Linked DNA regions of Homo sapiens: region 1 is linked to region 2. Evidence: read pairs that join two places in POLR2A ChIA-PET (ENCODE). Cell type or tissue: Panc1. All regions are shown on one strand. Links, peaks and the distances in the headings refer to the core of each region. The heading gives the core; the rest is flanking DNA. Region 1 overlaps LOC105375211 (a long non-coding RNA gene). Region 2 overlaps JAZF1 (JAZF zinc finger 1).

Region 1 (5,387 bases), core at 96-5,095, 280 kb before region 2:
GATAGAATTACAAACAGTATTTGTCATGCCCATCACCTGGGTCCCTATAATCCTATATCACCACTTTTGACCCTGGCCACCCAGTATCTGGTTTTAGAGACTCTTCTTACCACAGAGGAAAGGGTTTTGTGGAAATTTGTACATGAGGCTTCCTTGTACATATATGATGGCTGAGAAAGAATAAGTAACACACGTATCCCTTAAAGCTCTGTTTGCAGTTTTGTTATGAATAATAATCTGGGTTTAAGTAACAATTATTTATTCAGTGTCTATTTGGTATCTAGGACCAGGGTAAACATTGAACATACAAACATGCATAAAAGTGTTCTTGCTTTTAAGGAAAGGTGGAAGGAGTGGGCAGACATAAACAAAAGAATGAAAATATAGTGAGATGAAAGCTAATGGAAGTCTGGGCCAAGTGCTTGGGCAACACAGAGGATGAGGTAACTAGTAGTGCAGAGGATAAAGGTGAAGAATAAATCAGGGCAGACTCATAGTGATATTTAAGTTGATTCTTGAAGCAAGAGTAGGAGTGTGCTTGGCAAACAAGAAGAAAATGAGCATAACCAGGCAAAAGAATTGTTAGACTCTCTAATCAAAGATCACCAGGAGTACCTGTTGATTATCCAAAGCTGGGTTTATTATGCATACTGAGCAAGGCACAGCACAACTGTGACGGTGTCCCAAAAGGAAGGAGTCAGGGAAGGGTACTTGGGTAGGGGCTGCAGTTAATAATCAGGTGGTTTTAGGTGGCAGATAGTAAGTGTGGTCTTAGCAGGGATTGGTCAGAATATGTAAATGAAGTGAGCTGTTAGGAGAGTCAGTGGTCCCATCTGCACAAGATATGAGTCTGCAAAATTTCAGTTAAGTCAGTTTATCTGTGGTCTTACTTGGAAGATGTGAATCTGAAGGAGATAGGGTTAATTTGATCTTAGATTGTGTGTGTGGCACATTATGGTTTGGTGCAGTTTATCTGTTTTGTGAGTCATGGTGCATTTTCCAAGTTGCATTTCTGTTTCATTTCTAGGATCCATTTGTGCACTAAATATAAGGCCATAATCTGAGAAATATGACACATGAAAATAATGACTCAGTCTGGATGTCAGCCTCAGGGCCAGGGCAGTGATCCATCACAGATGGTTTTTTGTTTCTCATTGCCCAGCAGGTCCATGGGACGGTATGGGGCAGAAGGACCAATCATAGCTCCAAGTTGTATGTCAGAAGGGCAAGAACAAATCTGCGAGATTTCTAATGTTGGAGCTGGAGAAGTGACTCCAAACAGGTTGTCAAAGCAAGGAAAGCCTGAGATGAGGATCTTGAGCCAGAGTAAGAAAGAACAAACAATAGTGATTTAAGCTGAACAAGTGGGATTCCTAGTGATGTGTTTGCCTATAATACCAGGGGTCAAGAAGAATGTCAGAAAATCACACCCCAGATAAGAACTACATAGTCTCTGAAGTCCTTTCCAAATTCAAAACTTAATGGATCAAAAGGATGAAGGTAGAAAAGGGCAAGGTAGAACCGATGGACATAAGGATAAGCAAATGGTCATAAAATATATACAATTTTGTCAAGTGAAACTTCTTATCTACTCACTGCAACATCCCCTCAATGGGTGGTCATCTGCCTTCTGCATGACAACTTTCAAAGAGTTTATATACTACTTTACAATGTGTCCATTTTGTGTGTGTATGTGGGGGTACAGTTTTAATCATCAACTGAGGTAAAACTGGATTATCTGTCATTTCTGCTCATTATTTCTGCCTTGGGAACTATACGGCATATATCTTACCTTCCACACAATAGAGGCCTGCAAATATTTTAAGAAAGTAACCAATATTATTATTTCCCCAATGTGTTTCTTATTCCTGACTAGAGGTCCATTAAAATAATTTCTTGGCCAGGCATGGTGCCTCAATGCCTATAATCCCAGCACTTTCGGAGGCGAGGATGGGAGGATTGCTTAAGGCCAGGAGTTTGAGACCAGCTTGGTCAACATAGTGAGACACTGACTCTACCAAAAAAAAAAAAAAATTCCACTTTTATTCTGATAATTTCTTGTCATGTACATATAGGAATAAATTATAAACATATATGTAAATTTTGACTTTTATGGTTTTAATATTGATAAATATTTTTAACAGTGAATAAACTTTTTATTTTAGAATAGTATTAGATTGATATAAAAGTTGCAATAATATTACAGCGAGTTCTCACATACCCCACACCTAGTTTCCCCTATTATTTATGTCATTATGGTACATTTGTTACAGCTAATAAACTGATATTATTAACTAAAGTCCATACTTTATTCACATTGCCTTAGTTTTTACCTAATGTCTAAAAGTCCACTTTTCACATGACAGTTTTCTGGCCTTTATAGTCCTGGACAAAGCCCTCTTCAAATGCTCAGAAATAAACATGATTCTCCAGATGTAATCTTCCCAAAGAAGATCCCTGGTCAGAAACTAGAAAGTGAATGAAAATAAGAAAGAGAGGTTGGGGCAACCCCAAGAAAGGATACGAGGCCAGGCATGGTGGCTCTTGCCTATAATCCCAGCACTTTGGGAGGCCGAGGCAGACGGATCACCCAAGGTCAGGAGTTCAAGACCAGCCTGGCCAACACAGCGAAACCCTGTCTCTACTAAAAATACAAAAATTAGTTGGGCGTGGTGGTGGCACACCTGTAATCCCAGCTACTCTGGAGGCTAAGACAGGAGAATCGCTTGAACCCAGGAGGCAGACGTTGCAGTGAACCGAGATGGTGCCACTGCACTCCAGCCTGGGCAACAAAGCAAAGCTCTGTCTCAGAAAAGGAAAAAAAAAAAAGAAAGGATGTGAGATCAGCATCAAGGAGACTATGTCTTAAAAGCTGTGCACTGCTCATTGATGGATTCATTTAATCCTCCCAACCATTCAGGAGGTAGGTGCTGTCATTATCTTCATCCTTATAGAGACTCAGATAGGTTAATTGATCTCCCCAGGGACACAGATGTGTCTGACTCAGAAGCTCATCGCATTGCCTCCCCTTGGTATATTTCAAAGAAAGGATGCCACGTCTCTCTCTCTCTCTCTCTTTTTTTTTTTTTTTTTTTTGAGATGGAGTTTCATTCTTGTTGCCCAGGCTGGAGTGCAATGGCGCGAAGTCAGGTCACCGCAACTTCCACCTCCCAGGTTCAAGCGATTCTCCTGCCTCGGCCTCCTGAGTAGCTGGGATTACAGGCATGCGCCACCACGCCCAGCTAATTTTGTGTTTTTTAGTAGAGGCGGGGTTTCTCCATGTTGGTCAGGCTGGTCTCGAACTCCTGACCTCAGGTGATCTGCCCACTTCGGCCTCCCAAAGTGCTGGGATTACAGATATAAGCCACTGCGCCTGGCCAGTATGCCACGTCTCTTATCCATGAACCACTCATTGTTCATCCAACATTGTAACATGAAGGGCATTTAGCCATTCTCTGCTGTGAATTCATTTATTTAGCAAGTGCTTTAGCTCCTGCTATGGGGCAGAAATGACTGCACTTTGCAGAAAGGACTTTGGATAGAAACAAAGGTCAGGCTGGGGCATGTGGCCCCAGCTAGTAAATGTAAGTGTGAAATATCAACACATTAGTGTTAAAGTCAAATTTCTTGCCTTTAACCATCAGACTCCTAAGACCAATAAATGCAGGGAAACTGTGTTCAATTACGATTTGGAGTTGTTAATAAAGATAGACCATAATTAAGAAACCAGTAGTACCCAGGTCCATACGTGTGCTATTTGTACTTCTATCTTAAGAGAGTAGGACATTATTAAGATTCAAGGGTAAACAGGTGACTCTTAATGTGTATCTCAAGGTTGAGAACCACTGGTTTACTGAGTAGGTTCTACATGGGTGAGAGACTATGTAAAAGAAAGTCCTTTTTTCTTTTGATATGTATTGTCCACCTAACTGTTGATGTAAAGTAGTTGTGATATCATAAACACGTACTAATGATGTTGGCCACCATTTACTGAGCCTGTGGTGATGTGGACCAGCCTCTGCATTAAGTGCTTGGCATTCATTTTCTTATTTAACCTTCACAAAGACTCTTGTGGGAGATATCCTAATCACAATTCCACAAGGAGTGAATTGAAAATTAGAAAGATTAAGCACTTACTATTAGTAATTTCGTACTGAGCCCAGGTTTGAGCCTGGATTTGTCTGATGCCTGGCTGGCAGTGAAGAGGCTGTGGTTTACCTGGCTCAAGCATGAGCCATATGAGTCGGGGAACATGTGATGAATGGCTGGCCTCGAGGAGGTTCACCACTGGGGTTTGGAAAATAAAGATATCCTTTAAACATGAAATAGAAATGTTTAGCTAGTTCTGATGTATTAGTCCATTCTTGCACTGCTATAAAGATTTACCTGAGACTGGGTAATTTATGAAGAAAAGAGGTGTAATTGACTCACAGTTCCACAGGCTGTACAGGAAGCTTGGTTGGGAGGCCTCAGGAAACTTACAATCATGGGCAGAAGGTGAGAGGGAAGTGAGCATGTCCTTACACATTGGAGCAGAAGAGAGAGAGCAAAAGGGGAAGTGCTGCACATTTTTTTTTTTTGAGACAGAGTTTCGTTCTTGTCACCCAGGCTGGAGTGCAATGGCGCGATCTTGGGTCACTGCAACCTCTGCCTCCTGGGTTCAAGCGATTCTCCTGCCTCAGCCTCCCAAGTAGCTGGGATTACAGGTGCCCGCCAGCACGTCTAGCTAATTTTTTGTATTTTTAATAGAGACGGGGTTTCACCATGTTGGCCAGGCTGGTCTCAAATTCCTGACCTCAGATGATCCACCCGCCTCAGCCTCCCAAACAGCTGGTATTACAGGCATAAGCCACCGCACCCGGCCTTGCTACACACTTTTAAACAACCAGATCCTGTGAGAACTCACTCACTGTCACAAGAACAGCAAGGGGGAAATCCACCCCTATGATGGAATCACCTCCCACCAGGTTCTTCCTCTAACATTAGGAATTACAATTTGACGTGAGATTTGGGTGGGACACAGAGCCAAACCTTATCACCTGGGATGTAATATTGTGTCATTATACTAAAGTCCAGATGCCAGGCTAGCACTGTAGGTAAAGAAGCCAAGCTTCGCCTAGGGGTGGATTGATGAGTTTGATATAGCTTATTCCAACAAATCTATGATATAGTTTATTCAATCAACAGGGCGATCAGTTTAAAGGAAAAAGAAATAAACTTTACCTACCCATGAGGGTAGGAGGAATGTGAGAAAGAATGAGGAAATTAATACATATAAATGTAGAGAGAAGGAAGACAGAGCCAGGTGGTGTCTTCCCATGATGATATCATTAATACTAGTAATAATAATGATGATGATAGCATTTTAGTCAGTTAGGGCTGCTGCA
Region 2 (5,359 bases), core at 1-5,000:
GGTTTTCACTGCTTACAGTTACAATGTTGGCATGGTTTTTGGTGGTTCATCGGCCTAAGAAAGAAAGTCTCTGTTAATTATGCTCACTTCAATGCTGGAACAAATTAGTTTCCATTGGAAAGCTCCATCAATTTGAAAACCTACTGAGTATTGTTCTTGTTCACGGAACACTTTTCTGCATTTGGATTCATATTCTGAAGGGCAGTTCTTCTCTTTTTAAAATGTATAATGAGTTTATTATAACTTTTCTAGACTCTCAATCAGAAATTCTCATACTGGTTCAGAGTCAACAAACACTACATTCACCAGAGGACTTTTCCCCTCAAAGAGACAGAATTCAACACCATAGCAACGCTTTATAATGGTGCTTCTCCAGCACAGCACCAAAAAGGTACTTTTTTCATAGCCAGAAATGTATTCTCAAACTTCTCACATAGAGAAATGACTGTATAAATATATGTATAAACAATGTTTATGTAATAAGGACATATAAGGAAGAAAATGAGCACACAATTTTAATTTTCTTAGAAAAAGGTTCATAGATTTCACACAGATTTCTTTTCATTATAAACTCACTTCAAACTATCTCATTATTAGAAACCTTCCAGGTGCACTTGGCAGTAACCCCTTCTTTGATGTAATGACAGATGTTGTTTCCAGCACCTTTGCACAGGAAGTGTTTACTGCACATGGTAGATGTAAGCTATGTCCACTAACTCCAAAGTGCATTAACAGGTGATGGGGGGAGGGAAGCAGATACAGTGGCAGAGAACACGGGTGGCAACAATGACAGCATAAAAATCAATTTACAATGCTTTTAACTCCCAGATTAAAACTGGACAGTAGTATCAGTTTTATTCGTGGTGTTAAAATTAAGAATCTCATGTTCACTTTATTGTTTTTTCTATGCCAAGAATTTCAGGGACACACTATTCAGAAATCCTGCCTCCTGGGTCTTTGCCACTGCAGGTCCTTGAAAGCCAAATTCTGAAACAAGAGACAAAGATTCTCTGAATGGCTCCATCAAGTCGGGTCTGAAGGTTTTGGCACTGCAAATGAGAACAGATCAGTAGCTCTGCGCTTCCTCAGTACACATGCAACTGAGGCTATTCCTCGATCTCTGGCCTAGGGATAAAAGGAGTGGTTCTCTAAATAACAAAAAAACCACTCTTCACGGGGAAACGCAGTTTTCAAACGTAACTCTTACTCACACTCATTTAAATTTGCTGTAATCCCAACATATATCCATGCTTCTGAGAGAAAGATACTTGCTGGAGGAGACAGTAGAACAATGTTCAACAAGGAAAGGTGTTTTGTCCAAAGAAATGGCACATTGGTATGCTGGGTGGGCCATTTGTGCAAATGGTGACTGACATGCTAATCCTACAGGGTCTTTCTAGGTGCTTAACGAGGTAAGAAACAAGAAATTAGAGATAAAAATCATGAAAATGAAAAGAAAGGAGGAAGGTAAGAAAGAACAGGGCAATGTAGAAAATTTCTCAAGTGCTCACAAAATGGTTTCACCTCAAGTTTAGGTACTGACGATCAAAGGGCTTTGCTTTTGAGACTCAAAGAGATATCTGGTGCATGATTTAATAAGGTGTATTATTTTGAAAGAAAAGGGCACCGTTAGGAGTCTAAAATTTGTGTGTAAAGGGGAAAAGAGGCCCATAAACATTTTTATAATCATTTGCTTGTCTTCATTCCTGTAACTGACATTCCCCAACCTAACAATATTCCCACAAACCATCTTCTAAAGATTTCTTTTTTTCTCAAATTATATAATTTCTAAAATGTTCTAAATATTACCTCTCCAGACTACCTTGATTTTTATTTTTTCCCGTGTGTATGTGTACAAAGATACATTTATATTATCCTTTTCCTTCTTCAAGCTCTAGAATCTCTTTGGGAAATGGGAAGGAAGTATCTTATACAAATGTCTACAATTTTGTTGCTCAAATAAATGGCATCAGCTCCTGCTGATCACACAAACTGCATCTTGTAATCTTGATTTACAAAAAATCAAGAATGTTTAGCACTTTATTTGCAAAGCAAGGTTTTAAAGTTTTGTTTTCTTAATTTGCTTCATCATCTTTCATAACCTATTCTAGACTTAGGCTCACATATCCTCAAATTGTTAAGTGGGAAACAGACTTCTGGAAGCTTCCAAACACCACCCTCTCCATCACAAAAAAAAAAAAACAAAAAACAAAAAAAAACACACACACACAAAAAACCATTTGGAAGCACCTCAGGTAGGATTCTACTTTTTCTAGAATGTACTCTGGTAACCAACAAGACAGCAGAACTTCTGGACAGACATCCACCAGGTCCCCAAATCTCCTTTTCAAACAAATGTTTCCTTGGGCAACCTTTAGAATATCCATTAAAGTGCTGAAATCTTAAAATGAAATTAGGCACTTGGTGCCCACAAATCAGGAGAGGCCTGCACCAGTGCTACCGGAGGAGTCAAATCAGCTGCTGGTCACAAATAAATGTTGGTTCTGTCACTTGCTTCCTGGCGGGCTGGTGTGTGGGGATTATGACTCACCATTTTATGGATTTAATTATGCTGTTGAGCACTTCACATTCAGTAAAAGTGTAATAGCTGCCTTCAGTATTTCTCCCTCCCTGACAGAAATGTAACTGTCTGATGCTAAAAACTCTCCACAGGATAGGAGGAGAGAGACAAGAGAGTATGATTTTCAGAGCAGGACAGATCCCCACATCCTGCACAATGACATACTCCTCATGAGGATTATATGAGGGCAGAAAGGATACAATCAGAACAAACTGGAAAGAGTAACACTATTCATTAGACATTACTAAATCCAACAGGAAGAATTTCCTTATACCATGCCACATTGTTCAGATATTTTTTGAACATGATAAATCGCTACACTAAGGAATATAATATGAAATGAGATGGCCATGGCACACATTTATGGTGCCGATAAAAATCTGGAACTAGAACATTGGCTACAATTGCCCAGAGATACAATCCACCTCAGCAAATGGTCTATGGAATAAAAGCACTTGGTTTTTTCATAGCCACATGAGGCTCCTTAAGCTTGCAATTTGGCAAGAGAGTAAGCATTTCTATAACATTGCTGTCAACAGCCACATAACAACATTCGACCACTTTCATATCACTAAGAAGTGACAGGAAGATAAACTCAAAACTTCAACTTTTTTTTAGCAGGGCAGGGTAGGGCCAAACACAGCACCGACAGAGATTATGACACTGTTTTCCGCCCTAGACTACTCCTTGCACAGTCCCTTGCATACTCACAGATTTCAGGTTGACTGGAGGATAAAATAATTCACATATTAAAATATATTTTAAAATACCCAAGTGATAAATACCTACACTAGCTTACTTCAAAGTTTCTAAAACATAGCATTCTTGACATTAGATGGCAATGTGTCTATCTTTATTTCAGGGGATGAGATTCTGAATGCACAGCTCTATTATAAGGACTTGGCTATGTAACACTAGACACAGGTACAAATTGAAAGCTTTCTGTAGCTCCTGTGGTCCTAGTAACTTATGGTTTTACAGACTCAATTACATTGCGAAGGGCTGGGGGTCACAGCACTAGCTCCCATTGCTTCTCAAGTGGCAAGGAAACAGCAAGGCAGATAGCAGAAATAAGGAAAGGACAGCATTCAGACCTTTCTCAGTAGGAACTGGAACTGCAACGTGACCAAGGAAAGGCAAACACCACAGACCACCTTATTGTCTCTGTGAAGCCCACGTTGATCCTCTTTGTTGTCTCCAGCACTGGAACCAATGGCCATCAAGCATCAGGATTGCCACGGTTCTGAAGAATTGCCTTTTGCAGTGCTCTTGTCAAGTCTAAACGAAAACTCTATCAGGGTTATTTGCCTGGTCAGGTGAGGCTAATTAACGAGCTCTTGGGCTTTGGCTATGCTTTAGCTGGTCTACATTTTATAACCTGGATTACTTATAATGTAAGAAAGTCAGAAACCAGCCGCACAATGTCTCAACAAAACTAGGGAGGCCTCTAAGGGCAATGTGCTATTCGCAGGCTGGGAGGTAGCAGTGTGGGGAAGATGTGATATCACGCCGTTTGAGAACTTGTTCAAATTCGATATCCTCCAAACACCAGGTTCTTTTTTAACTGTGTACAGCAACAGTGGGAGGCCTGAGAGGATGTGGGTGGGAAGGTAGTAGGGGATTTGCAGTGTTGGAAGACCCTGGGAAGGCAAATGCCCACCCAGCCAGATGAGTAATTTTGAAGATCTGGGCTGGATACGACACTTTTCTTGGGAATCAGCAACAACTAATGGGTGCTGTCTGTTCTTGGCCTTCCCCCAGCTATAGAACTTGTGAAGCCACAGAGTTGTAGACTTTGTTCAGCACAGCCTTCCACAACATTCCGTGTGGAGTTTGCTGCATCCTCCTCTTCCTCACTCTGCACCACTGTGTTCCTAGTGCTAGCACTGCAATTATGCCCCTGGAGGGGTGTTATCAAGGCATATCCTCTCTTCTTTGCACACTTTTCAGAGGTGAAGAACTTGTCTCAACTTCTTTCATTTCTCTGGCACTCAGCTCAGTGCCCTGCATGTAAGAGATGCAAAGTAATTGCTGAATGAATACACTGATCTATTATTTTTATAATGAGAAAATTGAAGGCTTTTGCTTACAGGTAGCAGCTTCATCAAGGGTATTTGTTTCCTTCACCATCCAAAGCCCCACTAAAATAGAAATGAATGAATAAAAAACTAACCAAGGATAGAAGAATGGCAGCAGAGGCATCAGGAAATAAGTTATTTGAACCAGTGTTTTGGAAAATGGAAAACCCATACAGGAGTAGACAAAGACCTAGAGTAGATACAGTCTCAAGTACCTGCAGTGGGGGAGACCCACAGCCAGGATCTGAAGACCCTGCAGAAACCCTGATAGGCCCCAGACTTAGAGGTGTCAGGTATGGCAAAAGGCAAGTGAGGGAAGGTTCAGGCCTGAAAATAGGGGGGTTGTTTAAAAGGTTGATTATCCAGGGACACTAAAGCAAGACACCAACAATAGTGGAGGGAGGAGAGGGGAGAGCGCAGGGCTGAGAAAATAGGGGAGTTAAAATGGAAATATGCCAACTCCACTGCTCCCAATAACAATGGTAACCAGTCAGGAGGATTCTTCTCTGATTCAGTTAAGTGGGTGTGGAGAAAAGACTGCCAATGCCAACATCTGGTGATTCCCTAATTAAACAATCTCCCTACAGTTAAGTGCATGGTCAACAAGCTCCATCCATGCTTCCATCCAGAGCCTCCTAGCAGCTTTTTATTGCTGTGATATATTTTCTTAAGAGTCAAAGTCTTGCTCTATTGCTCAGCT

What was found. Peaks named below come from ENCODE experiments on the same cell type or tissue, not always from the same donor. Only the 100,000 strongest peaks of a DNase experiment are listed, where the experiment ranks them.
Region 1: POLR2A ChIA-PET joins it to region 2 with 7 read pairs; 2 of 35 experiments call an interaction of 5 or more read pairs at or near these places.

The regions. Positions count from the first base shown.
Region 1 is chr7:27,708,883-27,714,269 of GRCh38, forward strand. The region is part of intron 2 of LOC105375211 (a long non-coding RNA gene); the gene reads left to right. Among named protein-coding and RNA genes, the nearest start is that of TAX1BP1, 29 kb to the right of the region's middle. In Panc1, for the core only: no CTCF peak of the experiment used is centred there; no DNase peak of the experiment used is centred there.
Region 2 is chr7:27,992,253-27,997,611 of GRCh38, forward strand. All of the region lies in intron 1 of JAZF1 (JAZF zinc finger 1), which reads right to left. Among named protein-coding and RNA genes, the nearest start is that of JAZF1-AS1, 190 kb to the right of the region's middle. In Panc1, for the core only: no CTCF peak of the experiment used is centred there; no DNase peak of the experiment used is centred there; H3K27ac peaks cover 1,360 bases.